2 separate regions of the Homo sapiens genome follow, and region 2 is linked to region 1. A link is a loop called in an ENCODE intact Hi-C map of the cell type or tissue named here. Cell type or tissue: gastrocnemius medialis. All regions are shown on one strand. Links, peaks and the distances in the headings refer to the core of each region. The heading gives the core; the rest is flanking DNA. Region 1 overlaps RBFOX1 (RNA binding fox-1 homolog 1). Region 2 overlaps RBFOX1 (RNA binding fox-1 homolog 1).

What was found. Peaks named below come from ENCODE experiments on the same cell type or tissue, not always from the same donor. Only the 100,000 strongest peaks of a DNase experiment are listed, where the experiment ranks them.
Region 2: it touches region 1 in a loop (7-fold over the local background); 6 of 110 quality-filtered maps call a loop at or near these places.

What each region holds. Positions count from the first base shown.
Region 1 is chr16:7,383,796-7,400,101 of GRCh38, reverse strand. All of the region lies in intron 4 of RBFOX1 (RNA binding fox-1 homolog 1), which reads right to left. Among named protein-coding and RNA genes, the nearest start is that of LINC02152, 900 kb to the left of the region's middle. In gastrocnemius medialis, for the core only: a CTCF peak has its summit at 10,087; DNase peaks (open chromatin) are centred at 8,211, 8,911 and 10,840; H3K27ac peaks cover 7,132 bases.
Region 2 is chr16:7,320,448-7,336,753 of GRCh38, reverse strand. All of the region lies in intron 4 of RBFOX1 (RNA binding fox-1 homolog 1), which reads right to left. Among named protein-coding and RNA genes, the nearest start is that of LINC02152, 970 kb to the left of the region's middle. In gastrocnemius medialis, for the core only: no CTCF peak of the experiment used is centred there; DNase peaks (open chromatin) are centred at 3,376, 3,943 and 5,853; H3K4me3 peaks cover 3,390 bases; H3K27ac peaks cover 6,895 bases.

The sequences.
Region 1 (16,306 bases), core at 5,488-13,487:
AGTTGGGTGACTAAGAAAAATGGTCTTCCCCTCCTGAGGGTCAATTTTCTCATCAATAAATCAGAGAAGGCCATAATCCCTACCTCATATAATTGTTAAGATAAAACTTTAAAATATAATGCCCTTTATCAATTAGCACAATGCCTGGTACATAGTCATCGCCCACAGAAAAGTGTTAGCTTTGTGTTGTTGAATATTCTAAGTTAAAATGAACTGTTTCTCCATGCAAGGATAGTTCACAATAAAATGGCAGTAGATTGAATTTTGTCCCCACAACAGGTATGTCTAAGTCTTAACCCCTCGTGCCTGTGACTATGACCTTATTTGGGAAGAGGGTCTTTGCAGATGTAATCAAGTTAAAAGATCTTGATATGGGGTCATCTTAAACTTAAGTGAGCCCTAAATCCATCGACAAATTCTTAGAAGACACACAGAACAGAAGACATAGAGGGGAATGCCATATGAAGATGGAGGCAGAAATGGACGAGATGCATCTACAAGCCCAGAAATGTCAGGTATTGACAGACACCACCAGAGGCTAAAAGAGAGCCAGGGTATGGATTTTCCCTCAAAGTATCCAAAGTCTCCATAAGGAGCCAATCTGCTGACATTGCATTTTTATTTTTATTTATTTATTCATTTATTTATTTATTTGAGACAGAGTTCTGCTCTTGTTACCCAGGCTGGAGTGCAACAGTCTGATCCCGGCTCACTGCAACCTCTGCCTCCCAGGTTAAAGCAATTCTCCTGCTTCAGCCTCCCACGTAGCTGCGATTACAGGCATGCGCCATCGCACTTGGCTAATTTTGTATTTTTAGTAGAGATGGGGTTTCTCCGTGTTGGTCAAGCTGGTCTCAAACTACTGACCTCAGGTAATCCACCTGCTTCGGCCTCCCAAAATGTTGGGATAACAGGCGTGAGCTACCGCACCTGGCCCGACATTGCTTTTTAAAAATATAATTTCAACTTTCATGTTGGATTCGGGGGTACAAGTGCAGCTTTGTTACATGAGTATATTACGTGATGCTGAGGTTTGAGGTACAAAGTGAGCAGAGTACCCAACAGTCACTCAACACTTGCCCCAAGTAGTTCCTAGTGTCTACTATTTCCGTTGACACCTTGACATCAAACTTTTTGCCTCCCAATTGGAAGAGAGTAAATTTCTATTGTTATAAAGCTACCAAGTTTGTGGGCATTTGTTACAGTAGCCGTATGAATGAATAGGGAACCCTCTAGCCCCACTTTAGTACAAGGATTACATTTTAAAAGGGTCATCTCAGAATTATTCCCTCCAGGGAGTCTAACCCCACAATGAAAATAGCTGGCCCCCAGCCACATGGGGCTAGAGCTGGGATTTGTAGTCAGACTGTAGTCAGACTCAGCACATGCCCCGACTACGGAAGTTGCCTGGTCATAGCCCATCACATCAATAAGTTTCAAGCTCAAAATTGCCTCTCTGGCAGTCTCCTGAGAGAATAATTTCTTGCCTAGAAATGTTAGAGAGATTGAAGGTGGCATTTGTCACACTGGGGATCAAACAACTAACATCTGGGTAAGCGACTGAATTTGCAAGATCTGTTCTGTTTTCTGGGTTCTCCAGATAATTCAACCACTGATGCCTATCACCAAGTTAATATAAGAATAGCAATAATCATAGCCACCATATATTGAGATTCTTTAACACTGTAGACATTAACAAAATCTTACATCTTCAGCCTCATCTTCAAATTTTCTGTAACACTGAGATAGTTCTCTGTCCCCATCTTACAGATGAAGAAAGTGAGGTCCAGCAAACTTAAGCATCCTGTAAGTGTCACCCAGAGGGAAAGAAAAACATAAGATTCAACCCTATGCTCCTGCCACTGTGATAAGCTGTCAGGCAATGATACTGATGCTTTAAGCATAAGCGTCTGAGGCATCTCCTACCAATGCTTGTTTGAAATGGGTCCAAAAGAGGCATTTCCTTCTTCCATGTGGAATCCTAGTGTTGCAAATTCTTTATCAATTACTCATGAACAACCCAGGAAATAGAGCAACTGGGGGAGGTTAAATCACCAAACAGTTGCTCTGAGGATATCGCTTAATCCACTAACGGCCGTAAGGGAAGAAGCTTAGATGTCTTGGTGGTTTATAACATAAAGCTTGCATTGTTCACTGAGCCGAGAAATTTAAGAGCCAAGTAGGGCCTAAAAAATCAGGTAGTTTCATCTGTTTTACAGATGAGAAAACTAAGGTTCCAATAGACTAAGAGGTTTATTCAGAGTTCCACAGCTTGGGACGTGGACAAGACTTGAACCCAGAACTCTTTAACACCTGTGTTCATACCACCGTAAATCTATTACTTAAACTCTAAGAGCCAAAACTAAGAGTGAATACACATGTCAAAATCATTCCAGAGGGCGAGGACAGTCTTCCTATGTAAATATCACTTTGCTTCTGAATCATGTGTCATCAAGTTCTTCAGAGTCCCAACGCTTGTGATGTTACATTGAAAAGTATTGATTTTAGTGTCCTTCCATTCAGTTCTGACTCTTTGGTACTGACTTTCAAAGTTCAGAAAAAAACTGGAGGCTCTGAGACCCTCTGTCACCAGTGGGTTCTTTTCATTTTTATGTGGATCTATGTTTCTACTCATCTCAGGAAGACTTAGTATGCCCCCTATGTGACAAGTATGAGGAATTAACTCAACTGGAGACCTGGTGCTCCTATAAGCCAACGTTCATAGACTGGTGTCCTACAGTCTGCAGATAAGTGGTCCTGAAAAGTCACTTGCAAAGTGAATAGCATGTTAAATATCTTGTGATTTCAATTACATTTTAAATACACCCCAGATTTAAACACAATACACACAATTCTATCTTACTAAAGTCTTCACTTCGAAATCTCTTCCTGTTACTACACTCAGCACCAGAGATAGAAGATAAAGATGGTAACATTTTGGTAAAAGATCTTACAATTCAGTGCACTTTTAATTAAAGAGATCATGATCACTCATGCACTGAAAAAAATAGTTTTCATTTTTCATGTGCTAAGTTTTCTTTAAGCAAGTTAGACCTCACGTTCTCCTAAAGCTCACATGAATGTGTAGGCTATGTGTTTCCAATACTTCATTTGTCCACTGCTACCTTCCTGCTATGTTTCTTTTTTTCTTTTATTTTTCTTTTTGACAGTCTCACCCTATAGCCCAGGCCGGAGTGCAGTGGCATCTTCTAGGCTCACTGCAACCTCTGTCTCCTGGGTTTAAGTGATTCCCATGCCTCAGCCTCCAGAGTAGCTGGGATTACAGGAGCACACCACCAAACCTGGCTAATTGATTGTATTTTTAGTAGAGATGCAGTTTCATAGTGTTGGCAAGGCTGTTCTTGAACTTCTGACCTCAAGTGATCCACCCACCTCAGCCTCCCAAAGTGCTGGGATTACAGGTGTAAGTCACCACTCTCAGCCCACCTGCTGTGTTTTGAGAAGTGTTGTCCTTATTTCCATTGACAGAACCAAGGAAAGGTACAAACTGAGCTTAAAGTAACGTTAAGTCCAGAATGAGAACTCAGCACGTGAGGTCCGCAGAGTATTAAGCTACTCTGAGTGACTGTGTCCTGAGCATCCACTTATGAATCAGGACGTGTAGGGAAGCGCAGAAATGGCAATAAAAACCTTCAGGGTGGGAGTCTGTGAAAAGATGCCCTGAGTCATCCAGGGAGAAAAACAGAAGAATAAAATGCATAGCTCTGAAATTGTTCTCATTACATTTGAATCCGCTTGTAACTGAGGTATGCCCGTTTACACTGTTGCTCAGGGGCCACAGTTTGTGAGTGTCATCTTCTGTCCAAAGGCAAGAAGGAGCAGCCGGTGTAGACAGGTAGACAGTTGTACTGCCACAGCCTTGCTCTTGGAGACACAGCAGAGGGTTGCTAACTCCAGGGAAAAGAAGGCACTGTCTTCTTCCTCTCGTCCTCCTTCCGCCCTGGTTATTGGCAAAAGAACAGCCCTCAATCCCCTCCCCTGACACTTACAAGCTGAGAGCACCCTGGGGAATCCAGAACCCACCATTCATGAATTCAGTGTCCCAGAAAGAGCCTCCTCTCCATCAAGAGAAAGCTCCCCTCCTTGCCAAGCCCTGCCGATAGATGCTCCCAACACATAATTATCTTAATTTAGGTGTGTATTTTGCGACAATATTTTGGATAACCCTGGCACTTACTCTTCTCTATTACAAACATTTATGTAACCATGCCAGTCAATTAATCTGAAGGATGTGGCAAAGAGACGGGAAAATTTCACCCGCAGGAAACAAAAATCTAGTCTTTGAGGGTAAATATGTACGCCAAAATTCATAACTTATTGCAGATTGCTATTGATATTTCAGAAATGTATTTGTCCCTTGGACATATTCATAGAGCATTTGCAAGTCTATAGACACATCTATTTAATAACTGTACTGCATAAGTCTTCCATGCTACATATACATGAGAACCTGCAAACACCCCCTCAATCCCCACAACAAAGGTAATAAGCTTTTGTCTCGCCTTGTTTTCTGCTTTAAGCATTCCCCTTAATGAGCTCTGCTTCTTTGTAACTCAAGAGATTTAGTATTCCGTCCAACAAAACAATTTATTGCCCAAAATGTTCTTACTGCAGATAAAATCTTAGCTTCCCCAATACTTCTGGCTCCACAGTTAATACCCTAATGTTTCATTTACAGCTGAACAAAGCGGCTTATCTCCACTAAAAGGGGAATTAGTAGTAAGAAATAATTTCAATCATCTGCTGAGTTTCTAAGTAAAGTGATGACTTCTGCATTCTCCCTTCTATCTGATGACAGGTGTGTTGGGGGCTCCCAGTAAAAAGAGCAATTCTGTCACCTAAGCTTTGTAATTTGAACAATGCATCTACATAGATCAGGCAAGAGTTAGGTCTTGGCTGTCAGGGAAAAAAAAAAAAAATCCACACTTGGAAATATGCTGTAGTCAGCAGTTCTTAGCTACAGATTGGATACTAACTCAAGAGAAAAAAAAATTGGTTTGAATCAACAAATGGCTCTATTTATCCCCCTAGTCTGCGGCAAACTTATTATACACCTACAAACACACAACCACAGCCCATTACATTTCCTCAGCACGTACACAGGCTCACACAGTACCATGATGGGTATATATTCTCACATGCGTGCATAACAGCCTTATTTATGTATGCACAGACATGAAGGCTGCAGGGGACGGCAAGGAGGGTGGGAAGAGAGGATCGTGGAAGTAGACGGATTGAAAAACAATAAGGCAGAGGAATCCTGGATGAGTCTGCAGCAGCGATCTGATCATTTATACCAGGAAAAAAGAGTGACTTGCCTGGATGAGAATTACAAAGGAGAATTCAAACTGCTGTTATTCATGCCTCAACCGGGGCACATGAAACCCTGGCGTGGTCTCCGAAACTGCCTGATCAGTAAACTGAAAAGGGAGGTGGTGATCGAGAATCCAGACACTGTAGTGGCACCCGTTGGAGGTACAGTAGAGAGGCTATGACCCTGGACCCCAAGAGGAATGGATAAATGGAAACGCAAGAAGATGGGAAGTACAGGTTGGTTTCACTGCCTATGCATCTAAAGGTGTGGGGGTTTGACTCTTGTGTCAACCCTTTCGAGGTTTCCTTAATAAAATCCTGTTCCCCATATGGCCATTAGGGGAGGTAAGCAAGAGATTCAGGCTGAAGACTAAGGAGACAGAAGGGACTGGGTAAAATTGGAACTACTCAGAAAATACAAGCAGAGGTCATTATTTATACAGCAATCCCTCTAATTTCAGATTTTTTTCTCATTCTATGACTATTTTTTATTTCTTTCTCTCTTTTTTTTTTTTTTTTTTTTTTTTTTTTTGATGCGGAGTCTTGCTCTGTTGCCCAGGCTAGAGTGCAGTAGCACGATCTTGGCTCACTACAACCTCTGCCTCCTGGGTTCAAGCAATTCTCCTGCCTCAGCCTCCAGAGTAGCTAGGATTACAGGCACGCACCAGGACACCCGGCTAATTTTGGTATTTTTCGTAGAGATGGGGTTTCACCATTGTGGCCAGGATGGTCTCCAACTCCTGACCTCAGGTGATCTGCCCACCTTGGACTCCCAAAGGGCTAGGATTACAGGTGTGAGCCACCACACCAGGCCATTCTATGACTCCTTAAAGCTGGTGCCTCAGCCATCCTCCCTAGCTTGATGAACCATCTTCCTGCTGACGTGGGTGTTTGCAGCTAACTGCTGACAACCTGAATTCTTCTCTGAATGTTTGGACTTGGCTGGCATGATTCACCTTAGCCAGAGATGCCTGGAGTAAAGGTGGAGGTAAGGGGTAAGGCGGCTACCACCCCTTCCTGGGGGACACCTTGTGGCCAAAGACAGATGGATGAAACGGGGTGGGGATAAGACTCAGTGAAATAATCCTTGGCACAATGAATAATCCAGATCTTCTTACAAGATCAGGCTGAGGCTATGTTTCCCCCTGAAACCATACCTTCCTCTGCCTTATCCTGATTCATTACCACCACCCCCTATAGCATTGTCCAGAGAGCATTCCTTCAATTCACCACTTGCACCCATCTCAGGCATGGCATTATCCCTAGGAAATCTGACCTAAGACAGATGGGGTAGGAAAATTATATAGAAACTATATAAAAAGTGTGCTCCTATAAGTGTGTACTTGAGTGTAATATTATAGTTGGGTTTTTCATACAGTGAAGATACCAAAGAAAACTTGTGGATTGACATCCAGAGGTGAGCAAGAAGTGACGAGCATCTTGCCAATCAAGTACCCCATCTTCCCAGACACAAACTTAAGGATTAAGGTCTGAAGTGAGATCCTGCATGGGCCATAGCTCTTCCATCAGGCATTTCCTGTCAGATCTCAGAACCATTGACTATATGCAAGGAGCAATAAAAATCAAGACACCAGGTGGGGTGCGGTGGCTCACACCTGTAATCCCACCACTTTAGGAGGCTGAGGCAGGCAGATCACCTGAGGTCAGGAGTTCCAGACCAGCCTGGCCAACATGGTGAAACCCTGTCTCTACTAGAAATGCAAAAATTAGCCAGGTGTGGTGGCATGGGCCTGTAGTCCCAGCTATACGGGAGGCTGAAGCAGGAAAATCACTGGAACCTGGGAGGCGGAGGTTGCAGTGAGCCGAGATCATGCCACTGCACTCCAGCTTGGGGGACACAGCAAGACTCTGTCTCAAAACAAACAAACAAACAAACAAACAAACAAACAAACCAAACCAAACCAAAACAACAAAAAACCAAGACACCAAAGAGAGTCAAAACAATCCACGGACTGAGGACATCCCTACAGTAATTATGCAAACCCTTAGATTCAGCAATGACCAATAGCCAAAACCACTCCTGAAGTTTTCAGTTTCTTAACATAATCAGAATTCCTTGTGCTTATGCTACTATGACTTGGGCTTTATCACCTACTCAGCTTAACCTATAGGGGATTAGGAGAAAGTGGCTCTGACTCTAGCCCAAGAAGAAGGAGGGGCCATCACAAACCCACAGGAGGTAAATAAATATGAACATGCCTGCCTTCTTTCTTCCTTGACCCTAAATATCTCCCATTCAAGTCACTGGTTTTGGTAGGACCATAAAGAGTGCCTGGGTTTTACAATTTTATTTGATAACTGCTTGTGGAGTACCTACTAGGAGCCAGACACTTTTTGATGACCAAGGCATTTCCTCAAGTAGCTATTACTCCTGAGTGGAGGAAACAGGCCATTGTCCAAATGCAAACATATATTCATTATAATTTTGGGACGTGATCTGGAGGGAAATGCAAGGTGCTATACAAGGGGACTACAGGGGAAAGTTGTCCAACCTAGAGGATTCAGGGAGGGAGGGCTTCCATGAAAAAGGGACATGTAGGCAGAGGTCTGAAAATGATTATGAAAATGCAATGTTTGAAGAGGCAGAATAAAACATTTTTGATGGAGGAAAAGCGTGTACAGAATCTGCAAGGGAGAAGTGGGTGTGCAACTTTCAAACACTGAAAATAATTCTGGCCTGGCTTAAGTATTGTGGTGGCAAATGAGCAAAGCATGAAATGAGATTGCAAAAGGCAGGAGGGGAAGGAAGACAGAGAGAGCTTGTATTCTAAGGGCAGCAAGTAATCAGTGACAGTTTAGGCTGCGATGGAGTGCATAAGGTAAACTAACGCAAGTTGATATCCTTGTCCCTTACCTCAGGAATCTCAGCCTACGTAAAAGAATCAGTGTCTGGACAGGCTGGTTGTGTAACCCATTCATTCATTCATTCATTTCTCCATCCATCCACCGACTCACTCTTCCTTTTAGTCACTGTTAAAAGCCTACTGTATAAAAGGCACATATGCTGAGGATGCGTAGGAAGAAAAAACACATTTGGTCCTCATCTGCATGGCCTTTACAGTCTTTTGGGGGAAGAGTATCATAAACCAAATCATTACATAAAAAGTTGTAAAACTGAAATGATGATGCAAGCTACAAATGAAGGTACTGAAGTTATAAAGTGATACAGTAAAGGTACTTAACCAAGTCAGTGAGGTCAAGGAAGTTTTAATTTTGTGAACGGGACAAGGAAACTGGTCCAAAAGCACACATGGGTGTTAGCTATGCAAGAAAGGGAGGAAAGAAGTCCAGATGTGGAGAAAATCATAGCAGAGCTCTTGCGGTGAGAAACGAAGAGCAGAGGGAGGCAGGTACCCAGCTACCCCTATAATTGGTATCCTTGGAGATCTTGGGACGCGAAACTTCTTTCCTCTACCTCCATGAGGGCCCTTCTTTTACAAACCAGGGCACATGCCCAAAAACTCTCTTAGAGGGACATCAGCAAATGCTATTCTAAAAAGAGACTGGCCTAGAAAATCCACCCCATGGGATTAACACCAAGGTGGGACGGAGGTGGGGCCAGTCACGTGCAGGGGGCAGTGTCTGGACATGCTGCCTATCTAAAACCTTCCAGTGGATTAACTGTCACATATTCAGTGCAAAAGGTCAGTTAAGGATAAGAGCTATGTTCTTAAGGACTAGGAGCAGAAGGAACAGGCACAACAAGGCTTACCAATGAGCCTCCAAAAAGCACGAGGGTCAGCAAGGAAGACCCCACACCCTCCAGGAAACTCCCTGTTCCAAGCCACACAAGCAAAACAGGCAGTAAAAAAAATCCTTCTCCCTGGATCTTTTTTTATTCCATAATTGTAATTTTTCTACATTCCCAACTCTCCATATCCCCAGGGCGTACAAATCACAGCAAACAACTCGATTGTTGGAATCTGTCCTCCCTTAAGCACATTCATATTCTTATAAATGGAAAGAAAATAGTCTCTTTCTGTCCTATTGAAAAAAACAAATCTCTAAATGCATTGTCAGTTCTTATAACCACTAATTCCTCTGTAAAGAGACAGCATATTGATTCTTTTCATCAAAAATCACCAAATTTATAAATTCACCATCCCTCACACAATCCGAAAATGATCTATGCTCAGGTGTTAATGCGAAATATAGCACCTTATACTTGCATAATCTCTGCGATGTGCAAAGATGCTTTAGGTGCATTTTCTCATTCAGTCTTTACAATTTTGTGAAGAAGGTATTCTTTTGAACAGATGATATGGCAAGGCTTTGAGAGGTTAGAAGATGTGAGTAAGGTCCCTGCAACTGAAACTTAAACCCAAGTCTTCTGACTCCAAGTATCGAAATCTCATAGTTAAGAACATGAGTTTGGGTGTCTCTCAGATTTGGATCAAGTCCTACTTATTATAATGTATTCTCTCTATTGTTATGGGAAAATTGGTTTACCTTTCTAGACCCCTGATATGGTTTGGCTGTGTGTCCCTCCCCAAATCTCATGTCCAGCTGTAGTTCTCAGTGTTGGAGGAGGGGTCTGGTGCGAGATGACAGAATAATGGGAGCAAACATCCCCCTTGCTGTTCTTTTGATAGAGTTTTCACAAGAGCTGTTTGTTTGAAAGTATGTAGCCCCTCTCCCTTCTCGCTCTGTTTTTCTGTCTTCCTCTCTCCTGCTGGCCATGTGAGGATGTGCTTGCTTCGTTTTCACCTTCTGCCATGATTATAAGTTTCCTGAGGCCTCCCCAGAAGCAGAGCCTGTACAACCCACAGAACTGTGAGCCAATTAAACCTCTTTCCTTTATAAATTACCCAGACTCAGGTATCTCTTTATAACAGTATGAGAATGGACTACTACAACCCCCATCTTCTTATTTGGAAAACAGCAGTGGACTCATGGATTTTGCAGGGTGCCATAAAGATTGTATGCATATCAAGCCTTAAGCATACTAGAAGGAACATTCTATATACTCAAGAAATTTTAACCACCAATATTATTATTGGTGTTGTTGCTGAATTATAATACCATGGCCTAACCAAGACTGCTGTTGTACATACTGTAAACTCCAGCCAGATTGTCTTCTGAATTTCTCTGTAGGGTCCCAACATATCTGGATGACAATTATGCTTATTATTGTTTTTAGGTAGTGTTTTGCCTTACCATAGGATTTGGCTAAAGCAAGTCATTCTGTAAGGATCTTCCAGAGTTGTTCGCAAGATTAAGCAATGATATCTTTGGTCCTGGAGTCCAGAACAAAGATCAAGAATCAGGCTTCAGGGGAAGCAAGCACACCCCAATCAACATTTCATTAAATAGTTACATCTGGCTGGGCACTGTGGCTCATGCCTGTAATCCAAGTGCTTTGGGAGGCTGAGGTGGGAGGACTACCTGAGCCCAGGGGTTTAAGACCAGCCTGGGCTACATGGCAAGACCTCGTCTCTACCAAAAATACTAAAATTAGCTGGGCGTGGTGACACACACCTGTGCTGCCAGCTATTCAGGAGGCTGAGGTACAGGATCATCTAAGCCTGGAGAGATCAAAGCTGCCATGAGCTGTGATCACACCACTGCATTCCAGCCTGGGTGACACAGTGAGACTCTGCCTCCAAAAATAAAAATAAAAATAAAAAGGAACAAAGAAATAGACCAACTTGTAATTTATTAAAGAATGGTGCTGCACTGAACATATTACATATGGCCATACCCCCAATTCATTCAGGCTCTCCAAAGAACTTGTATCACACTTTAAAAAAATGTTTTAAGCACTTACTCTGTATTAGGCACTCTATTAAGCTCTGCGTACATGCTTTCCTTGACTTATGATATGGTTATGTCCCTATAAACTCATCGTGAGTTGAAAATATTCTATCAAAATTGCATTCCATACACCTAACCTACTGAACATCATAGCTTTGTCTTCTCTACCTTAAAGAAGCTCAAAACACTTATATTAGCCTACATTTGGACAAACTCATCTAACACAAAGCTAATTTTATAATAGTATTGAATATCTCGTGGAATTCATTGAATACCATACCAAATGTGAAAAAACAGAAAGGTTTCACGTCATTCATAATGTCAAAAAAAAAAAAAAAAAAAAAAAAAGTAAGTGAAACCACTTTTAAGTTGGGGACTGCCTGGATGTGTATTATCTCATGTTGTCCTCCCTAGAACCATATGAGGTAAGGGTTGTTATCTTTCTTTTACAGTTGAGGGGGCTTAAGCTCAGGGAAGGGGATGAAACAAGTTATCCCGGGCAGAGAGATGATAAAAAGGAGGAGTAGAATTTAAATCCATATTTGTTGTATCCCAAAGCCCATATATTGCACACTTCACTCTACAGATTTTAAATTATACACCCCAGCAATAGTTATGTTCAGACAGTATTCATCAGCTGAAAATAATTTTCATGCATCTCATTGCCACTTGTATTCAGGAATTTCCCCAGAAAGCAATGCAAGTTTCTTCTGAGGATTTTCCCGAACACATCATGGATACCGAGTGCTGCATCCATCACACCAACCTTGTGTGTCTGTAGAACTCTGCCAAGAAGGAAAGGCTTAATCTTTTCTAGCTCCATGCAATCTGAGATCAGTTTCCTGCTATTTTCGATTATGCAAACACAATAAACACTGATTATGTTTATATGATCTTGATCAAAGGCAAAAGAAACAATTTTTTGGATGCCTTTAAATTAAAAAAAAAGCAAAACAAAAAAAAGGATATTTTGTTTTGTTTTGTTTGCTTTGCTCTTTTTCCCCCCACAATAGCTGAACAAGAGAGCCATTAAGCTCTGGGATGCTTTGACCCTTCCAACAATGGCGTAAAATAAAGGCGAAAGTGGAAAATCAAAGACAGCACAAAAACAAAGCTCAAGAAATTAGCACATTAAAATAATCAAAGAATTCCAGAGACGTTTTAAACTGATGGCGAAGCCCTACACGTACGGAGCTTTCTCCAGCATTCAAAAGATGAGGGGCTTTGCTGTTCATGGGATTGTGGGGAGGCCTGGAGTTGACGCAGGATGTGTACCATGATGGCCCACAGCTGCCACCGACACCACTCCTAATGGCACCCTGAGCCAAAGACCTTCCAGTTTCACCTTTCTTCCAAACACACAGCGGCTTTTGCAATGCTTGACCATACATTCGAAGAACCTCTCTGAAGGCGTATGGATTTATTTCACAGTTTGAGATCAATGTGCCACTCTCTTCTTGCCAGCAAATGTGCAATTTTGATAAGAAACGAGACCCAGGGAGATACAATCCTGACAGCTATTGTACATCTATGCATTTGGAAGACAGGGGTATATGAATGAATATCATGTCAGTACGATCCAGTGACTGACGGCCTCAATTCTGGACTTAGAGAATCCACATCCTCTCTTTATCAGCTGTGTGAAATTAATCAAATACCTGGGTCTCAGTTTTCTTATCTATAAAATGAGGATAAAAATAGAACATAGCTCATAGAATTTATTACTAATCCTATACTAATTTAGCAAGATAATGCATGGTAGGTACTTTGCACAATGGTTGGTGTGTGGCAAGCACTCAAAAAACTGCCTGTTTCAGCAACCTACAGAATGGGACAAAATTTTTACCATCTATTCATCTGACAAAGGGCTAATATCCAGAATCTACAAATACATTAAACAAATTTACAAGAAAAAAACAACCCCATCAAAAAGTGGGCAAAGGATATGAACAGACACTTCTCAAGAGAAGACATTTATGCAGCCAACAAACATATGAATAAATGCTCTTTATCACTGGTCATTAGAGAAATGCAAATCAAAACCACAATGAGATAACATCTCATGGCAGTCAGAATGGAGATCATTAAAAAGTCAGAAAACAACAGATGCTGGAGAGGATGTGGAGAAATAGGAACACTTTTACACTGTTGGTAGGAGTGTAAATTAGTTCAACCATTGTGGAAGACAGTGTGGCGATTCCTCAAGGATATAGAACTAGAAATACCATTAGACCCAGCAATCCCATTACTGGATATATACCCAAAGGATTATAAATCATGCTACTATAAAGATACATGCACACGTATGATTACTGTGGCACTGTTCACAATAAAAAAGACTTGGAACCAACCCAAATGCCCATCAATGATAAAGACTGAATAAAGAAAATGTGGCACATATACACCATGGAATACTATGCAGCCATAAAAAAACATGAGATCATGTCCTTTGCAGGGACATGGATGAAGGTGGAAACCATCATTCTCATCAAACTAACACAAGAACAGAAAATCAAACGCCACATGTTCTCATAAGTGGGAGGTGAACAATGAGAATACATGGACACAGGGAGGGGAACATCACACACTGGGGCCTGTTGGGGGGTGGGGGCTGGGGGGTATAGCTTTAGGAGAAATATCTAATGTAGATGACGGGGTGATGGGTGCAGCAACCACCATGGCACATGTATAGCTATGTAACAAACCTGCACATTCTGCACATGTACTCCAGAACTGAAAGTATCATAAAGGACCAGTACTTCAAGCACTTTAGTGAGAAGGAAAGAACTTGGGGGATGCAGATACCCGCTTTGCCCTACATCTGATATCTCTGAGGCTGTTGGGATCTCAAACCCAAGAGTCCTCACCATGCCTTGTTTAGCGTGTGGCAAAACCTTAAAAGCTGGCTGGGCATGGTGGCTCACACCTGCAATCCCAGCACTTTGGGAGGCTGAGCCGTGTGGTTCACGAGGTCAGGAGTTCGAGACCAGCCTGGCCAACATGGTGAAACTCCGTCTCTACTAAAAATAAAAAATAAATAAATAAATAAATAAATAAATAAATAAATAAATAAGTAACTGGGCATGGTGGCATGTGCCTGTAATCCCACCTACTCAGAGGCTGAAGCAGAAAAACTGCTTGAACCCAGGAGGCGGAGGTTGCAGTGAGCCGAGGTCGCACCACTGCACTCCAGCCTGGGTGACACAGCGAGACTCTATCTCGAAAAAAACCAAAAACCTTAAAAGCTAAAAGTCTCACATGTACAATAATAACCACCATGACAAACCCACCTCTTGAGATGTCATCTGCCAGTTGCATCCCTGTGTAGAAATCAAAACCAGGTACAGGTTTTGAAAACAAGTTTCAACGCCCAAATGAGATGACCACCACCTAATCTATCTTCCATCTTGGCAAATAACCATGGCCTTTCACATTTCTGCTAGAACTTCTGCAAGCTCACTCCTGCTCTTCCCACTCACTACTTTCTATTTGAGATACCTCCATTACTTTCCATGGCACCATTCACCCAAGCCCCGACCTCTCCATCCTGGAATCATTTTAATTCACTCCCTTCACCTCCACTGGGTTTTCCCAGATCTGCCTGTTAATTTTCTACAACGGTACTTCCATTTCCTTCACCTTCCATTTCAGAACCACCTTCCAGTTCAAACCACTATGACCCCTTGCCTGGACTCCCAGACAGCTTCCTAACTGCTCTCCTGCCTTCTTCTCCTGGGCCCCACTGGTCTATGTTTCACGTGGCAAGCAGTCATCTTTGTGAAATGCAAATCTCTGCATCCGTAATTCATATAAAACTTATATTCATTATCGTGGTTAACAAAATCCTGTATGACCTGGCCTTTGCCCAATTCTCAGACCTCTCTGGTGCCCCTCTCTCTATTTTCCAGGGATCTGTTCATCTTTCAAAAATTCCAAGGTCCTCTCCTCTTAGGGTATTTTCCTGGAATGTTCTTTCTCTCTGCCTTGGCATGATTTGCCATTGCGAGCTCAGCTTAAATGTCAACTTACCTCTTCATAGGAGCCTTTCTAGAGCTCCCCACCACTCTCTGTTTTAATTATCTGACTTGCACCTGTCACTAACCATATATTAATTTACACAGTTATTTATTGTTTGCCTCCTTTCAACTAGAATATAAGCTCTATGCCAGCAGCATTTTGTTCACACTCTATACCACTGAATACCCAGCGGCTGAGAAGGGTTGGCATTCAATAAATATTTGTTGAGTGAATGAGAGACTCATCCTGACTTACATCTCTATTTCGTGCAAGTCTAAGTCTAGGTTGTCATTACAGGATGGTCTTATTTACCTTATATTCTCTCCACTAATTCCAAAGTTGGCATGGCCTGCAAAGCTGTTCACTCCATGACCCCTCTCCCTCCTATTTCCCCATGGGAAAAATAAAGCCCAGATGGATAGATAAATGATACTGCCCAAGATTCTGTAGCCAGAGTAACAGAAATGTCATTCAAACTCAGCTATGTTTGGCATGAAAACCCACTGCAATAAGCAGCTCTTCAATATCAGCTCCAAGCCTAAATTCAAGAACCAAAATACCAGGAGAGCCATGTTTTTGTAATGGTATAAATATAAAGGTGCCTGTTGCACCTGAGCTATATATTCCTCGTTTTTCATATTGAAATTTTCAGCAGCAACACTAAATGACTGTCCCCTTTTCCCTGCTTTTCATATTCATACATATATATTTCATATATAAGTTTCATACTCCTTGCTTTTCATATTCATATATATATTTCATATATGTTTCATATATATTTCATATATGTTTCATATATATATGAAAAGCACAGATAAGCATACATATCTCTCCCGTAAATATAAGAAGAACATATGTATATATGTTTTCTCACTATTTATACTGATGTTTCTCATACTTGGGATACTTTTTTTTTTTTTTTGAGATGGAGTCTCACTCTGTTGCCCAGGCTGGGGTGCAACGGCACGATCTCTGCTCACTGCAACCTCCACCTACTGGGTTCAAGTGATTCTCCTGCCTCAGCCTCCCAAGTAGCTGGGACTACAGGCACATGCCACCATGCCCAGCTAATTTTTTGTATTTTTAGTAGATGGTATTTCACCATGTTAGCCAGGATAGTCTCGATCTTCTGACCTTGTGATCTGCCCGCCTCGGCCTCCCAAAGTACGGGGATTACAGG
Region 2 (16,306 bases), core at 1,764-9,763, 60 kb after region 1:
ACTGCCCAATTGCATTACGTTTATTATAAAAATAAATTGAGATCCTAAATCTAAGTGTTTAGCACAGAGCCTGGCACATGACAATATTGTGTTCAACAATCATTACCTATCATTTCCTCCCTCTGACTTCATTATAGTCTTATAGTTGGGGTTTACCTACTAGTTCTTCCACTAGATTGTGAACCCACAGTTCAGTGGCTATGACTGTCACTTTTGTTATAGGTTGAGTATACAGTGAATGGATAACTGAAGGAACAAATGCATGATGAGGTGAATATGGCTCTATTTACACCATCAACCATCCAGGAAAATAATCTGCTGACTCATCATCTGTCAGACCTGGATGAAATGGGAACGATTTGTCCAATAGTGAAAGTGACTTGGCCATGTATGGCCCAAGGGCATATCTATGAGGTAGATACCTAGATTGAGGGGTGAGGGTCCACACTTGCAGCCCAGAGCCAACACATTAGACCCAAACACTAACCAAATAGCCTAACCAGTTACAAAGCTGTTGTTTTGGTTATGTCATTTGGCCATGGTCCATGGCTTGGCTAAGACCTCTGAGTAGCTTCTGGACTCGAGGCTGACTTGGGCAAGTGACTGAGGCTCCTGTGTTACCAGGTCAGACAATTCACTGATCATTCAAGGCATCACTAGAAATTCAGAAATAAGTAGTGTTAAGTAGTACATTGGTTCTTCTTATCCAAAGATATCAACATCGGGATCTCTATCAAGGGGGAAAGCAGCCAATATTTGTACAATGCACTTGGGAATACTACTCTTATCCTTTCCTCTCTGCTTTTTCTGCACATGAGACAGTCCAGACAGGTTCAGCTGAATTCTCCATAGTCATTCTGTCATTCTCTACCTGGCTGGAGGGAAAAACTCTCTATTTGGCTACACACAACAAGTGTAGACATAAAATAATGGGTTCAGGAGATCCAATATGATAAAGATTCTGATTTTCCTAAAGGAGGAAGGGTAGGGCAGATGATAACTATCAATTATTGCTTGGAATAAAAGATCCTGTATGAGTAACTTTCCTGAAGCTATCAGTAAATACCTCCATCCACTGCCTTTGCAGGATTAGGTGGATGCCGTCTTAAAGTCTGGCACACCAAATGACTGGTAAATCACTTGGTTTTTTTTTTTTTTTTTTTTTTTTTCTTTATCTGAGGCAACTAAAACAGGGCGATGCTGGTCTGAATTTTCAAAATGACTCTTGAAAATATGAAAAGGGAGCACTCTGCCACAAAATCTCTTGAGGTTGGAAAGACCTTGAAAAGTAATCTCCAACTATAATACAACAATCCTTCCAAGTGGACACTATGAACTCTGTTTCAACATCTCCAGTCACAGAGAAATTACTCCCAGTGATGGAGTACACATGGTTTATTTTGGCTCATTTTAACATCTTGCCAATGACATATTTAGGTGGTGATAGAACCTTAATTCCCTAGAGGAAATACTTTGCCTCCTGAGTGAGGAAGAAACCCATAAGGTCAAGAAACTAGTGAGCAAGTGGAGTCTGCAGCAATGCAGGACAGCTGGCAGCAGAAACATCGGCTCAGAGCTGAGCATCTGTGAGTGATACAGTTTTTTCTCCCTTTGCACTGCCCTTTCTCCCCTTGCAAATATTACTGCACTGGGGTGATTTTAGCTACTTGATGCCAAAGGGTAAATAACATGGGCTGTCTCAGCAAACCATAAGTAAAGCCAGTTTCTCTCTGTGTGTTAGCTTTCCAGTGCATTCCACAGCAGTGAGAAAGAAAGGAGATAACACATATCACAGCAGCTGGTCTAGAGGCTCCTCACTAAACTGCTCTCCTAACTTATGGGTAACTAGTTACCAGAGGTGTCGCTTGGAAAAACACAGTATGATCAGGCTAAGATTTACAAGTAAGACCACTTGTTCTTTCCAAAAATAACTGGCTATGTTTCTCAAATGCTCTGCAAAGGAGGAAGAAATAGGGCCTCCCCAATTTCTCAGCTGGCCCTTGCATCTTCTCATCTATCACTGGGGTAATACGTCCAGAGTGGCATTTCGTAATGACAGCAACATTCCAACAAATCGATAGTTATTTAATTCCCAACAAGCTCTGGAGTCCATTAAACCTGATTACATTCACCCATTTCAGTGGGTGCCGTTATTTTTCCTACACCGGCACTTAATCTATAACAGGAACTTATGAGAACTTTCAAAAGCAATTTCAGCATCAATCAGCATAGAGTGAAGGCCACGATTTGCCTGTAATTATTTATCAGATGGGTCGGCAGAGGGTCTGACAAAGCTCCAACAGCCGACCTTCACCCCACGTTTCCAGTAGCAGCAACAGGCCTGTTAACTTTCTAAGTTGCCACTGAGCCCTACTTCAGAAATGGCAACCTTATCATACCGGCCTGTGTATACCAGGGAAGACGCAACAAGTTCCACGCTGCAAAGGACCGTTCTCCAGATGACCCATTTGTTTATAACAGGTAATACAGAGAAAAGCTTCCAAACAGAGGAACGGCCATAAATCCAGAAAGAGAGAATGTTTTGTTGTGACTTGGAATCACCCCCAGATGACTCTAATCACCCAGGTTCGTACACTTAACAAAAGGTAACAGCAAAGTTCAGAAGAGGTAGGGGGAAAAGTGACCAGAATGGTTCCCAGAAATTGTAATTAATGAGCTAGGGTATCATATAGTTTTTAACTATGAGGGGCTGGAGGGGACAGAGGGAGGCACAGGAGTAAAGGTGAAAGGACGTACCTAAATATATTTTGTTTTCCTTTTCTGTAGAAAGGAGATACAGAATTTATTGCAAAGGGATGATTATACTCAAAAAACTAATTATAACAACAAAAAGCCACCTTGGATTTCTATGATCTGTGGGTTCTATCGCTAGTAGATGTTAGCTTTCAACGGAGAACTTCAGACATAAACGCGGAAGGCAATACCTGCTTGCAAAGAAAACCTTATGATGAGGGGGAAAAAAAAAGGTCCCCAATTGTTTATTGGTAGATTAATCCTCTCTGCACAGAATTAAAAGACTTCAAAGTAAAACCAGCACACATATCAACCCTCCACTTTCTTGCCATCATTAAGATGTACACATCTGGCAAGGGATTCCTAGAATAATCTCTGAGCTTCATAAATTACCCATCAATAGAGTGTTCCTTCTTGCCTCAGTGCCACCACTCAAATTCAGGTGGGGAGAGCCTTCTCTGAAAATAGACAATCCGTGTGGAGGCGTCCTATGAATTAATGCATATTTCATGCTCCTTTCATTTCCTGGGTTAAAGCTCTTAACTGAGTCACCTCATGATAAGTTACTTTGTCTCATGATCTGCTCTGGGAGACTGAGTCCCTCAGAAAGCTGAGAAGGAGAGCAAATCCTTTGCCCCGTGGTCAACCTCCTGAAGCTAAGACATGAATGTTAAATAGCAGTCAGATCAATACAAGCAAATATAGCTCAACTACACCATTTATTCAGCCATGAGAGATGTCGATAGCTAGATTAGGGTGATCCATCTTTTTGATTTCCTACTGTCTTCTCACTGACTACGCGAGGGCTTTTTCCTGTATTAAAAGTGTTTGCTTTCTCAACCATAAAAATTCCAATTATTACTCTGAGCACTCTGGAGTTAAGTTGCTGGCTGGCAGAGGCCTTGAATTACCTGAATCAGTCCAGGAAGGTAAGGAGCTGCCGGTACAATCATAGGCACGCCATAAGGATGCAGGAGAACTCCTTGAGACGCCAGCATGCTTTACGTAGAGTTATTATTCCCTCTGAAGCTCAACACATCAATGGAGAGTTAGGGGGAAATCTATAGACCCAACTTCTTCCGAACTACAAAGCTGGGAGCCAAATCCCTTCTGTCAGGAGCCAAGCACTCATCAACGCCGGGAGAGGAAAGAAAGAAAATCCGCATCAGCAACTCTTAATGTGAAAGTTTTCTTCCCAGACGACGAAGAGACACAGCAGCTGCAAAGTTGAAGCTACCAAAATGGAAGGTGCTATTTTGGGAACAGCTTGCCTAACATGACTAACCAAATACTCTTCATTAATTTAGTTCTCAGAGAGAGAGAGAGACAGAGAGAGAGACCAAGAGACCAAGTGACAGAGGGAACCAGGCTATGAGATATAAGCTCATCCTACTGAATTTGGCCAAAAGAGCAAGGGATGGGGTCTACATGGGATTTTTAGGGAAAAATAAACTGAGAAATGTAAATTAATGTGATTATCGCCTCCGAGTTAAAATTCAAATCCAGCAGGTTAATGTGGGCAACGTTTGGCACTGATAGAAAAAAAATAAGAAGATATTCAGTCTAGTTTTCCTCCCGCTCTCTCTCTGATTTCAAATTTAAAGTGGCAATTTGTAAATAAGATAAAACTACCAGCCAGCTTGTATTTGCACAATGTGTGCTACGCAGAGAGACAGAGTTAAATTATTTACACGTGTTATGTAATTTCATTCTCACAACAAGTCTCTGAAGTCAGTACTATTATCAGTCCCATATAACAAATGGGAAACAGGGCTGATACTAGTTAAATGGTTTGCTCATGGTCACATAGCTCGTACAAGGCAGTGCGAAGCTACAAACACATTCCAGAGCCCGATTCCTAACCACAACACTGTTTTCACTGCTGTATTTCAGTCTGTAATAACATTTTCTATGCCTTTTATTTTGTGTTTTTAACGACATTCTTTATTTTGAGCTTTCATCTGTGATATATTAATATGCAATACATTAACAAGAGATGTCTTCTTGTTCTCAGAGTTTCAAGGCATAGCTAACAAGCACCAAAACTATGGATAAAAAATACATTCAAGCACAGATTTGAAATCTTTCTGGTGTTTGAAAATACCCAAGCAATCATTTGGGATATGTTACATAGGAGCAGATAAATTCCTAGGGGATGACATGAATTGGAATTAATTCCAATTGAATTAATATATTAATTAATATAATTGGAATTATACTGACTTGGGTGTCAGTATAATCACTAGCTGTGTGATCTTGAACAAGTTACTTAGCCTCTCTGAACCCTGTTCACTCATTTGGAAAACTGAGATAATAATAGTCCCTACTTCAAAAGGCTGTGTTATCATTAAATGAAGTCCTAGAACCATAACATGATGTGTGCAGTACCGGCAGCTATTAGCCACTTTTATCATGTATTCCCTGTTTTCCTGATGATTGGTACAGACACATCTTTGGTTTCAGATTGAAGGCTTTGACCTGAGACTGAAGGCTCAGATAACAATCAAATTGTCAGTCTTCTAATCTTCTTATTAGAAAGACATGTGGGTGTGTGTAGTTCCACAATTTTGAAAGCAATAATATGAAGTTCTGATGAAGTGAATCCACTCAAATAATGCCCAAGTCCCAGGAATCACTGAAAATCACCTTCAAAATGAAACATTCACTGGCCACATTCCACTGCTCACTCTAAACAGGACACTTGATATAGATTTTGTTGAAACTGGGAGAGAGCTTCAAACACCGCCAAACATATCCAACTATTGGCGTTTTCTAAATCCAAATGTCAATTCCTCCACTTTCAGATAGCCAAGGTGTTTTTACACTACACTAATTTTAGTTGCTTGATTTAGCTGCATAATTGCATTTCTAGATAACGACGGCGGACAGGGTTTGGCAGAGAATTCAATTATTTAAGGCTGAATTTTGGCCATCTTGACAAGGTTTCTCTGTAATTGATTCTCATGCATCAAAGTGGCCACGTTGTACAATTCAAAAAGCTCCCATAACAGCTGCGCACTGACCCCTCTTACTCAACAGCCCGATACTGTTTCTAACTTTAGCTTTTGACGATGACTTTCAACACCACATTTCTGAGAAGTTACCGGGGAGGACAGAAGCATCACTGTGAGACGGACGTGTCTCTCCCGTCTGCTTTCCTTTAGCAATCAACAGGAGGGGAGAGCTCTTACTTACTTAGGTAAGGCCTGTGTCAGATCAAATTGTCTCTTTAGTGTTGTAAAATAGAAAGACCACTGGACCAGAAGGCAGGAGACTTAATTCCATCATTCAGGCAACAAATTTACAGCTTTAGACTCTTAGTTTCCTGAGCATAGAAGAGAGGTAACTATATCCCCTTACTCTTAATCAAGAATGCTTCAATAAGCAAACTTGAGGAAGAGGTAGCTGGAAACTGCAGAGAAGATAGTGATCCATTGTATTTATGTAACTTTCTCTCTCTCTCTCTCTCTCTCTACACACACACACACAAACACACACACACACACACACACACACACACACACACAGAGCTCTCCATATTCTGGGGTTCCACATCCATAGATTCAACCAACCTCAGATCATCTAAAACAGAAAAAAAAAAAAAAAAAAAACCTCTGCACCTGCACTGAACATATACAGACTGTTTGTTCTTGTCATTATTTCCTAAACAATAGAGTATAACAATGATTTACACAGCATTTACATTGTATTAGGCTTCAGAAGTAATCTAAAGACGATTTAATATGTATACGGGAAGATGTGCATAGGTTATATGCAAATCCTAGGCCATTTTATATCAGGGACTGAGCATCTGCAGATTTTGGTATCTGAGGGGAGGTCCTGGAACCAATCTCCCACCATATTGAGGGATGACTGTATATATAATGGCATTTCAGGCCATGACAAATTGGATATATCATGCTGGTCACATCAGATTATATTATAATGTTATACTTTACTGTACCTTTTCTATGTTTAGATACAATCACCTACAGTATTCAGTACAAGATTGCCTGACCAGTTTCTCAGAACATACCCAGTGCCAAATGTTAAGGGACACGTGACTGTGTGTATATATGCTTATATATAAAAGAATCTGCTGATTTTAGTAGGATAGAAATAAGAGATATATTACATACAGGATAGAGATATATAGTTATACCTTGTGCCGGGGATATTTTCTGTTTTCTTCTTAAGAACGCCATGATACAATAACCTTTTGCTGTTCTTGAGTTACAAATATCTTCCTTATCTTGTGTGAAAATAAGGGCTGTCCCTCCCACCTCCAGTCGCGATCACCATTACTCATACATTCTCTGATTCTGATTTTGTATTTATATATTATTGTCCTGTATGATTGCGGTACTTATGTTTTTGAAGTTGTATTGACTTCGTCCTCGTTCAAAACCTTCCACTAATCATAAAGCCTGTAAATAAATAACAACTACTAAACAAAACCTCTTTTTCTTAACATAGGTTCTGCTCTCCCAAATGGGAAGCACCTAGTATTGCTGAGCTGTGATTCTTCCTTCTTGGAGCCTCCTCTAGAAGGTCGACACTATGTCGTGTGTCTTTCCATTCCCCAGTGGCAGTGCACATGGTTCATGGCAAATGTCGGGCTACTCAACATCTATTATGTGGTATTACGCTCACGGTGTAATGCAGGAACTTTAAATAGTGGAAGAAACAGCAAGGTGAAAGGAGAGTGGGGCAGTTCTGGTAGTGGCTAAGAAACAGGCAGATCCCTGAAACATACGGAAGTCAAATAAAGAGCCGTGTATTGCCATCTGCTCTGCCCATCACGGGCAGGGAATGGTAAATGTTTTTCTGTAAACACTCAGATAATAAATATTTTAGGTGTTGCAGAACTTACAATCTCTGCTGCAACTGCTCAAAATTCTGCTGTTGTAGCGTGAAAAAGCATCCGTTGACAATACACCAAAGAAGGATTGTGGCCATGTTCCTGTAATACTGTATTTACTAAATTCCTATCATTTTTACAGGTCACAAAATATTATTCTTTTTTTAAAAAAAGTTTCCAGCCAGTTATAAATGCAAACACCATTCTTACCTCGAAGATTATACAAAAACAGGCAATGGTCCAGGTTGGGCTCACAGCCCATGGTTTGCTAACCCTTAATCTAGGGTATGTATTTTATCCAAGAAGTCAGACTTCAAGACAATGGCAAATACTCGCTCCTTTGCTGTTCCTTTCTGCTTCCCCACTATCTTCTTCTCTCTCCTAATGCTTCCTTGGTGCCAGTTCTGCTCATTTTCCCTGTGCCAGAGATTTCCATCAAGGATTTTGCTTTTTCTTAGCCAGGCTTTGATAGTTCAATCTCATCCCTCCACCTAAAAAAAAAAAAAAAAAATTCTTCCATCTATCTCCACCTTCCATGATGACATTTCCTTCTTAGGTATTAACTCCTCTTTTCCTGTTCTAGATAAAGGCATTTTAGCTCTGGCTGTCAGATACTGCATCTCCCTTCCCAGGTCTTCTTTTTTTTTTTTTTTTTTTTTTTGAGACAGAGTCTCGCTCTGTCCCAGGCTAGAGTGCAATGGCATGATCTCAGCTCACTGCAACCTCTGCCACCCGAATTCAAGCTAGTCTTCTGCTTCAGCCTGCCGAGTAGCTGGGATTACAGGGATCCGCCACCACACCTGCCTAATTTTTGTATTTTTAGTAGAGACAGGGTTTCACCACGTTGGCCAGGATTGTCTTGAACTCCTGACCTCATGATCTACCTGCCGCAGCCTCCCAAAGTGCTGGGATTACAGGCATGAGCCACCGCGCCCAGAACCTCCTTTCCCAGATCTTAACAGCTAACATAAGCTGGGCACAGTGGTGCACACCTGAGTCTCCGCCACTCTGGAGGCTGAGGCAGCAGGATCACTTGAGCCCAGGAGTTTGACACCAGACTAACAAAGAGAGCCAACATAAGTGACTGGCCCTTCTGAGTGGTAGCCTCTCAAAGTTTAGACGTCAATGAAAGAGAAGGAAGAAACAGAAGTGTTGGCTGTGTCTGGAAGATGAGAGACAGGGGGTATCTAGAGAAGACCAACTCCTGCCTCATGGATTCTGTCGGTCAACATCGCAACCTGCAGCCGTGGGGACCAAGTCCAGTCCACAGAAGGGGATGATGATGATCATGATAATGATTTGTCTGCACAGTGTAAAAAAAAAAAGGTAATATTGTTTAATGGGGGCATCTCATATAAAATCTAGATTTATGCTATCTCTTGAAACACTGGAAGATCTAGGCATGTTGAGCCACATTTCTTTGTACCAATAATCATATCTGCGAAAAAGCTGCCTCTCCCACAGGTCAGGAGCTCACTGTAGGATCAACCCAACCATTCTTTGCTTTCTAAAAAGCTATCTAAAAAGAAGCTGTCAGTTGCCATTTGTTGACTATCAAAACAGAACAAAACAAAATGCATAAAACAGAGTGTTTCCCTGATCCTATCATCACATTTCTTATCTTTTGGATATTGACAATGTTTATTTCAAAATACAGATTTGTGCAGATTATGTAATTACTCACACAATCACTCACTTTGTTTCCAGACAAAAGTGGGTAATGGAAAATTTCCTACAGCATCTGAGGCCCTTCATAATATTCCTCACTTTACCCTGTCCAAATTCATCCTCCGATACAAATTTTCCGTTTTTCTACAGATCACTCTTTTCTTCAAACCACACTGGCAAATTATCTTTGCCAAATACCTCTGTGAATCCACTTTTCCATTTAAACTTGCCTGCTATGCAGAAATACCCTTCCTTCCTCTCTTCCTTTCTTCCTTTTAGATCAATCTTGTTGGCCTAAGTCAAATGTTCCATGACAGCTTCTGCAAAGTTGTCCCTGCCACCCAAGACAGAACTAAGTGCACCATCACCTTTGTCCGAAAGTCATTTCAGCATTGTGTTTGGTTCAGAGACTGCCCACACCATATCATGACTCTTTTAATAGTGATCACACTTTTGAGAAGGCAGATTGGCTCAAATAAGGAAGTATGCCATTTCTTCTTGCTCACCCAATGACTAAAATGTCCACTAGCAAATGAAGTTTTCCCAAATCCTTCCAGAAATGACTGACTGAAAAAGTGTGAGGAAGGTGGAGGGGCTGCCAGGGGCCCCCAGACCACTGAGAGCTACCTATGTTTCCAAGGTCATCACAAGTGACCTGAGGGCATCACAACAGTAGGAAAAGCCTGCGTTTCAAAGTTGGAGAGGCTGGGTTTGGATCTGGGGGATCTGGGCTCTGTCGCCCTTTTATGTTTCTGATTAAGGACGATATACTCATCCTTGAGCCCTACTCCCATCAGGGCTAAGATGGTACAAAACACCTGTACCCTCTCATAAATGCATTACAGCAGTGAAATGACATGCTGAAGGTGGGTGTTCCTGGTGCTTGGAAGGCATCCAGAAAGTGCTAGTTAATTTTAATTCATTCTTCAGAATGTTTTCAATGCACCCATTCAAAATTGTTTTTTCATCTCTCTGCTCATCATGGCAGCTCTGTCTGTCTTCAGTGCCCCACCAACACCCCATACAGATGTTGCTGTTCGAGCTTCCATTCTATTATCCCCCCAGTAAAACTGCTTATATATACATCCCATCCTTCCACAAGCAGTCATATGCCAGGTCTTCCCAGCACTACCTCCTGCTCCAATCCCAGCACTCGTGATCTATGGGGCTGAGATTCTGAAACATCAGCAGTGATTTGCCCTGGGATGGTAAAGGCCTAGCTGGCATTATCACACAGGTGTGCTTCCATTCTATCCCCTCCACCACCTCCTCAATCCCTGTGTTTGCCTGCCATTCACCCAGGACTGGGCACAGAGTAGTTGCTCAATAAGTATTTGAGAATGATCTGTTACCTGTGGGATGAGACAGAGGCGCAGGGAGTCCAAGTGACTTGTCCAAGGTTAAACAACAGAATGTGTGCCTGGTCAGTTACCAAGAGTCAGGTTTCCCTACATGCCTGTAATACCTGCTGAGTCATCAAGAATGATGACACTAGGGTATCAGCTTGAACCAGAACTGAGAAATGACACTCACTGCCAGACATGCACTCAAACTCCATCCAGCGTAGGTGAGAAGAGAACATGGAAAAGCATTACCTAGCATGGACCGCAAGAAAAATTCCCTGAGATGCTACATAATATTTAGAATACCAAGGACTAACAAATGAATTCCCAGTGAAGGAGAGGATGGCTACAAAAGGGTTGTCAATGTGACACCCAAGTCACAACCGCATCAAATTATCAAGATGGGAATATAGGAAAAGCTTCCATAGACTGTGGACAGGATACACCAGACCATCAACCAACCTCTCTCCAGATTACAACCACCCCCATTGGAAATCTCAGTGGAGGACTAATCTAGCAAAAAAAGACACCCGGAGAAGAGAAGTCACATCTCCCCACTTAGAGACTGCTTTCAGTTAGTGTATGCAAATGAGCCGTTCCATGGGAAGTTCTTATGAGAATGACAAGTATGTACTAAGCATATGTTATTCTTGTGGCATTACATTCTCTCACCTCCTGGCAACTTCTTACCATGCCTGGCTCCCTTGTTGCAAGCACCATAGTATAGTAGTTAAGAGCTCACATTAAACCACATAGACCACATTAAAAGCCCAGTTCCTACCAGTTATCAGCTGTGTGTTCCCGTGCACATCACTTAACCTCTCTGTGCCTCAGATTTATTATCTGCGAAATAAGAATATCACGAGTAGCCATAACACATGGAGTGGTCCAGAGATTTAAATAAGTACAGTATACTGCAGTGTTTAGCTCAGAGGCTCATAGCAAACACTCAGTAAATGGCTGTTGATAGTTGTCATAGTGACAACAGAATTAGCAGCTGGTTGGAGGATCAAGCCAGGGATATCAAAACTCTTCCTCCCTTCAACCGCTAATTGCTCAAATGAAAGCGTGCTAACAAATGCAACTTGTGAAGTGCCTTCTTGTTGAAGAGCTTACCTCCTTCTTCTATGTCCCAAACAAAAAACTAAGACCCAGGAATTAACAAAGGATAGGTATATGGCTTCTGTAAATGGAAAATGCAATTTTTGAAACCAAAACAGTAAAAAGGATATCAAGTTCAATTTATGGTTTTTAGGGATGATGAAGATGGTACCTTTAAATCAGAAGTAACTTAAAGAATCCAGGACCCTGGGTTACTCTAACCAGCAGTACTAACCACATCTCTAAAAATGGTTATGGAGATGCACAAAGAAAATTCCAGTAGGTTTTGTAAGTGAGGAGCCTGCTGATAGTCATTACAAACTCAAATCCCCAGTGGTTCAGGCAGCACCATGCTCCTCTTGGTTCATTAAGCGCTTCCTGACCTGATTCTCCTCTGAAAGCCAGACTGACTGGCTGAATGAGCAAATCTAAGAATATCAACCCTGCACATCATCTCTGCTGAGATCAACAATGCCTCAGGAACCGACCTCTGACCTGTCTGGGGATGAATGACAACTGGGTTTGAGAATTTGTTGACCTTGCTTGAGGCAAACAAATACCCCCTGAGGCCTCTCAGAAGGGGGGAGGATGCAGCTACTCCGCTGGACTTTTCTTTGTGCACTCTCTACATCTTCTGCCTTCTGTGCTCCAGGACCCTACAGGAGCTGGACACAGAGGCCACTCCTAACAGCACAGGTCTCCAGGACTGGTAAATGAGGATTTTTGTACTAATTCCATTCAGTTGCTGAACTGGCTGAACCACCTGAGCTTTCTGCCTATTATTTTCTCTTTAGAAGCTAAGTGTGCTGGACTGGCATCTTGCAAGGCATACTTTGCATGGATAGAAGGCTCATCAGATGGCTCATTGTAAAAAGGACACCACGGACAAATGAGTTGGAGAAATTCAGCTTGCCCTGTCTTCCTCTTGGGAATTCATGATGACTATTAGCATATAAAAGCACCTGAGAAGTCCTGTAAAGAAGAAAACAAAACAAAACAAAACAAAACAAAAAACTGCTGGATCTTGTTTGATCCAGACTTTCCAAAACTGATTTGATGACCAACACACCATCCATCCATCCACCCACTCATCATCCACCCATCCGTCTACCCACCCATCCACTCATCATTCATTTTGCTATCTATTGGATTATCTGCTTTTTGAGAATTATGTATCAGACCTGTGCTAGGCTTTTGGCTTCTTCTCTTCTTCATTCCTTCCTCCTACATCTTCATCTTCTTCATCATCACTAACAGAGTCACTACCACTTATTCAATGCTTACTATGTGCCAGACACAGTACTCATTTCATTGTATCTGTTATCTCAGTTTATCCCCTCTTCATTCCTATGAAGTAGAGTCTGTTCCATCTAGTACATTAGTAACAAGAACACTGAGACCATGAGAGGGGAAGTGAATTGGCCAAGGCCGTAGAGTTAGTCAAACACAGAGCTATCCCCATGAACTGAGAGGCTACAAAACTACAAAACTCCCTTGTGCTCAATACTATAAGAAGGCTTTCTTTTTTTTGAATGCGATATGGATTAATATACTCTGAGAAATGGTGGCCTGGGTTTTTAGAAAATTATTTTATTTATTTATTGAGACAGGGTCTCACTCTGTCACCCAGGCTGGAAGGCAGTGGCATGATCATAGCTCACTGCAGCCTCCGACTCCTGGGCTCAAACAATCCTCCTGCCTCAGACTCCTGAAAACCTGGGACTACAGGTGCATACCAGCACGTCTGGCAATTTTTAAACTTTTTTTCAGAGATGGGGGTCTCGCTGTGTTGCCAGGCGGGTCTGGTACTCCTGGGATCAAGTGATCCTCCCAACTCAGCCTCCCAAAGTCCTGGCATTACAGGCATGAGCCATGTGCCCAGTCTTAGCTTGGACATTTTAACTCAATCTGAGTGGTTTCTTCATCTCCTTTACTCTCCACCCCTTAGTCAATCTCAACCATCCCAACAGTCCTTAGAGGTAAAGGAATACAAATCCAAAGAGCAGAGAGAGGAGGAGAAGACTTTGATGGCTGGAGAAGAGCTGACCTACACCACCCACCACTGAGTCTTCAGGAAGTGGGGAAATGCCTCCCAAGCAAGAGAAAGTCAGAGGTACATGGAAATGGGCTAATCACCAGGGAACACCAGGAAAGAATAACCACTGGAGGAGAAAACAGAAGGGGAAGGAACGCAGGAGGAGGACAGATAAAGAGATTATTAGGTTGCCCTTTTTTTGTGAAGCTGAGGCATCATCTCCACCTCAAGGGCTGATTTCTCCTTGGCTTTTTCCCATACCATTGAGCCTCTTCTAAGGGTGAAACTGCGGTTCCTCAATCTTATTTTTGAGGCATGAACCACTCTGAAATTGGACCACTCTGAATTGTGCCCTCATCCCAGAAAACTGCGCATGTAACTCCCCAAATATTCCCCATCATTGTAGAGAGTTGATGGCTCTTGTGAAATTCACCAAAGGACTCCAGAGGAGCTTCTGACTGTCCATCAGATTTCCAAGTAGGTAGCAAGATGTGCTGTACTTTCTACTAAGGGCAGGCATGCGCAAAGTCAAAATCCCTTAAGGCGGGCTCATATTAACAGCTTGGATGGCTGTTTTCACGTGAAATCACGTTGACGTGTTTACTAGCACTGTGACTTTGACGCTATGAACCTGCCAGTCAGCATTCACCACAGCTTGGCAGGGGGCAGGTTTTCAAGGTGGCAAGAAGGTCAAACAACATGGGGCAGGTGCTAAGGCACCCCATATTGTAAAAGCAAGTCTGTGCTTAAGAAGTGCAAAACACATCTTTCATTCCCTTGTCCGATAACTAGCAGTCATCTCAGAACAGGAGATGGCTTCTCTCTGCTGAAGCTTTTTTCTCCAGCTTCAGACCAGGGGAAAAAATATGTTATCAGACCAATGAATGGGTATTAGCCATCACTGGGAACCCACCAAATACAGCACTGGAGGAGAAAAGGAGGTAGCAGATAAAACTGTGTTTTCAGAGACTATACAGCCTAGTTTTGCAGACAAGACAGAGATGTGAGGGACCCAGAACCAAGCTGTGCCAAGCTGTGCAGCTGAACCTCTCATTGGAGAGGATTAGCCAAGGGGCTGACTGCTGCAAGATGGTCTCTCTGCGATGTCATGGCCAGGCAGCTGGTGGCAACAGAGAGCCTCTGACAGGTGGGATTTTCAACTCCCCAGATTAGCAGTGTCCTTGTGGGACACCCTGGGGACATCAAAAGAGGAACCACTCTGAGTGACCTCATTTCCTTTCTGGCTCTTACATGACAATCTATTTTAAAATATTTTAAAATAAACTATATATGCCATTTATTATTTGCCAAACATCTTCTAACTCCTTTGTATATTAACTCACTTAATCTTCACAACTATCCTATAAGGTAAATCCTATGACTATCTTCATATTACTGTGAGGAAAACAAGACACAGAGTGGTCAAGTAACTTGCCCAAAATCACACAGCTTGTGAAGGGTAAATCTGGCCCCATACATAATCCCATGTTATGCTGCCTTTCCACGTATTTCATGTTTGTTTGTTTTTTGAAAACATATTTCTCTGGGACAGGTATGGTGGCTCACACCTGTAATCCCAGCACTTTGGGAGGCCGAGGAGGGTGTATCACTTGAGGTCAGGAGTTCAAGAACAGCCTGACCAACATGGTGAAAGCCTGTCTCTATAAAAAACACAAAAAATTAGCCGGGTATGGTGGCACACACCTGTAATCCCAGCTACTTAGGAGGCTGATGCAGGACAATCGCTTTAACCCAGGAGCCAGAGGTTGCAGTGAGATGAGATCGCACCACTGCACTCCAGCCTGGGCAGCAGAGCAAAACACCATCTCGCCGTCTCAAAAAACAAACAATATAAGTATAAGTATATGTATATGTATATGTATATGTATATGTATATGTATATGTATATGTATACGTATAGATAGACAGATAGATAGATAATTTCTCTGGTCTCCAGTTTACTAATAAAAAGTACTTATTTTTATCGTAATAGCAATGTATCATATTGATCAGGAACTCAGCTATTGAAGCCATAAGAAGTTTGGGTCCAAATTTGGGCTCTGAAAATCCCTGGCTGTTTTTCCCTGGGCAAGTTACTTAAACTTTCTGAACCTCAATTAATTCCCTTATAAATTTGGGGCAATAACACTCCCCTTACAGGGTTGTTGTGCGGTTGCTCTAAGTAATATAACCACATACTTAAAATATTCTTTGGGCTTGCACCCATTTGTAAGTGTTTGAGCTTTATTCATGGTGTTTCTTACAATCACATCTGTTTATATCTCAATTAGAGTGCTGAGCGTTTAAATGATGATTCACTTACTACCGACTGACCTTCAATTATCCCAGTTTCATGAATCAACAAATCCCCATTTTTGCTTAAGCAAGTTTGATTTGGGTAGCTGTCCATTAAAACTAATAGATTCTGGACTAGTACAAAAGTGGTTGTAAGATTAGTGCATACAGCACTAATCACAATAGCAAAGACATGGAATCAACACAAATGCCCATCAAAGATAGACTGGATAAAGAAAATGTGGTACA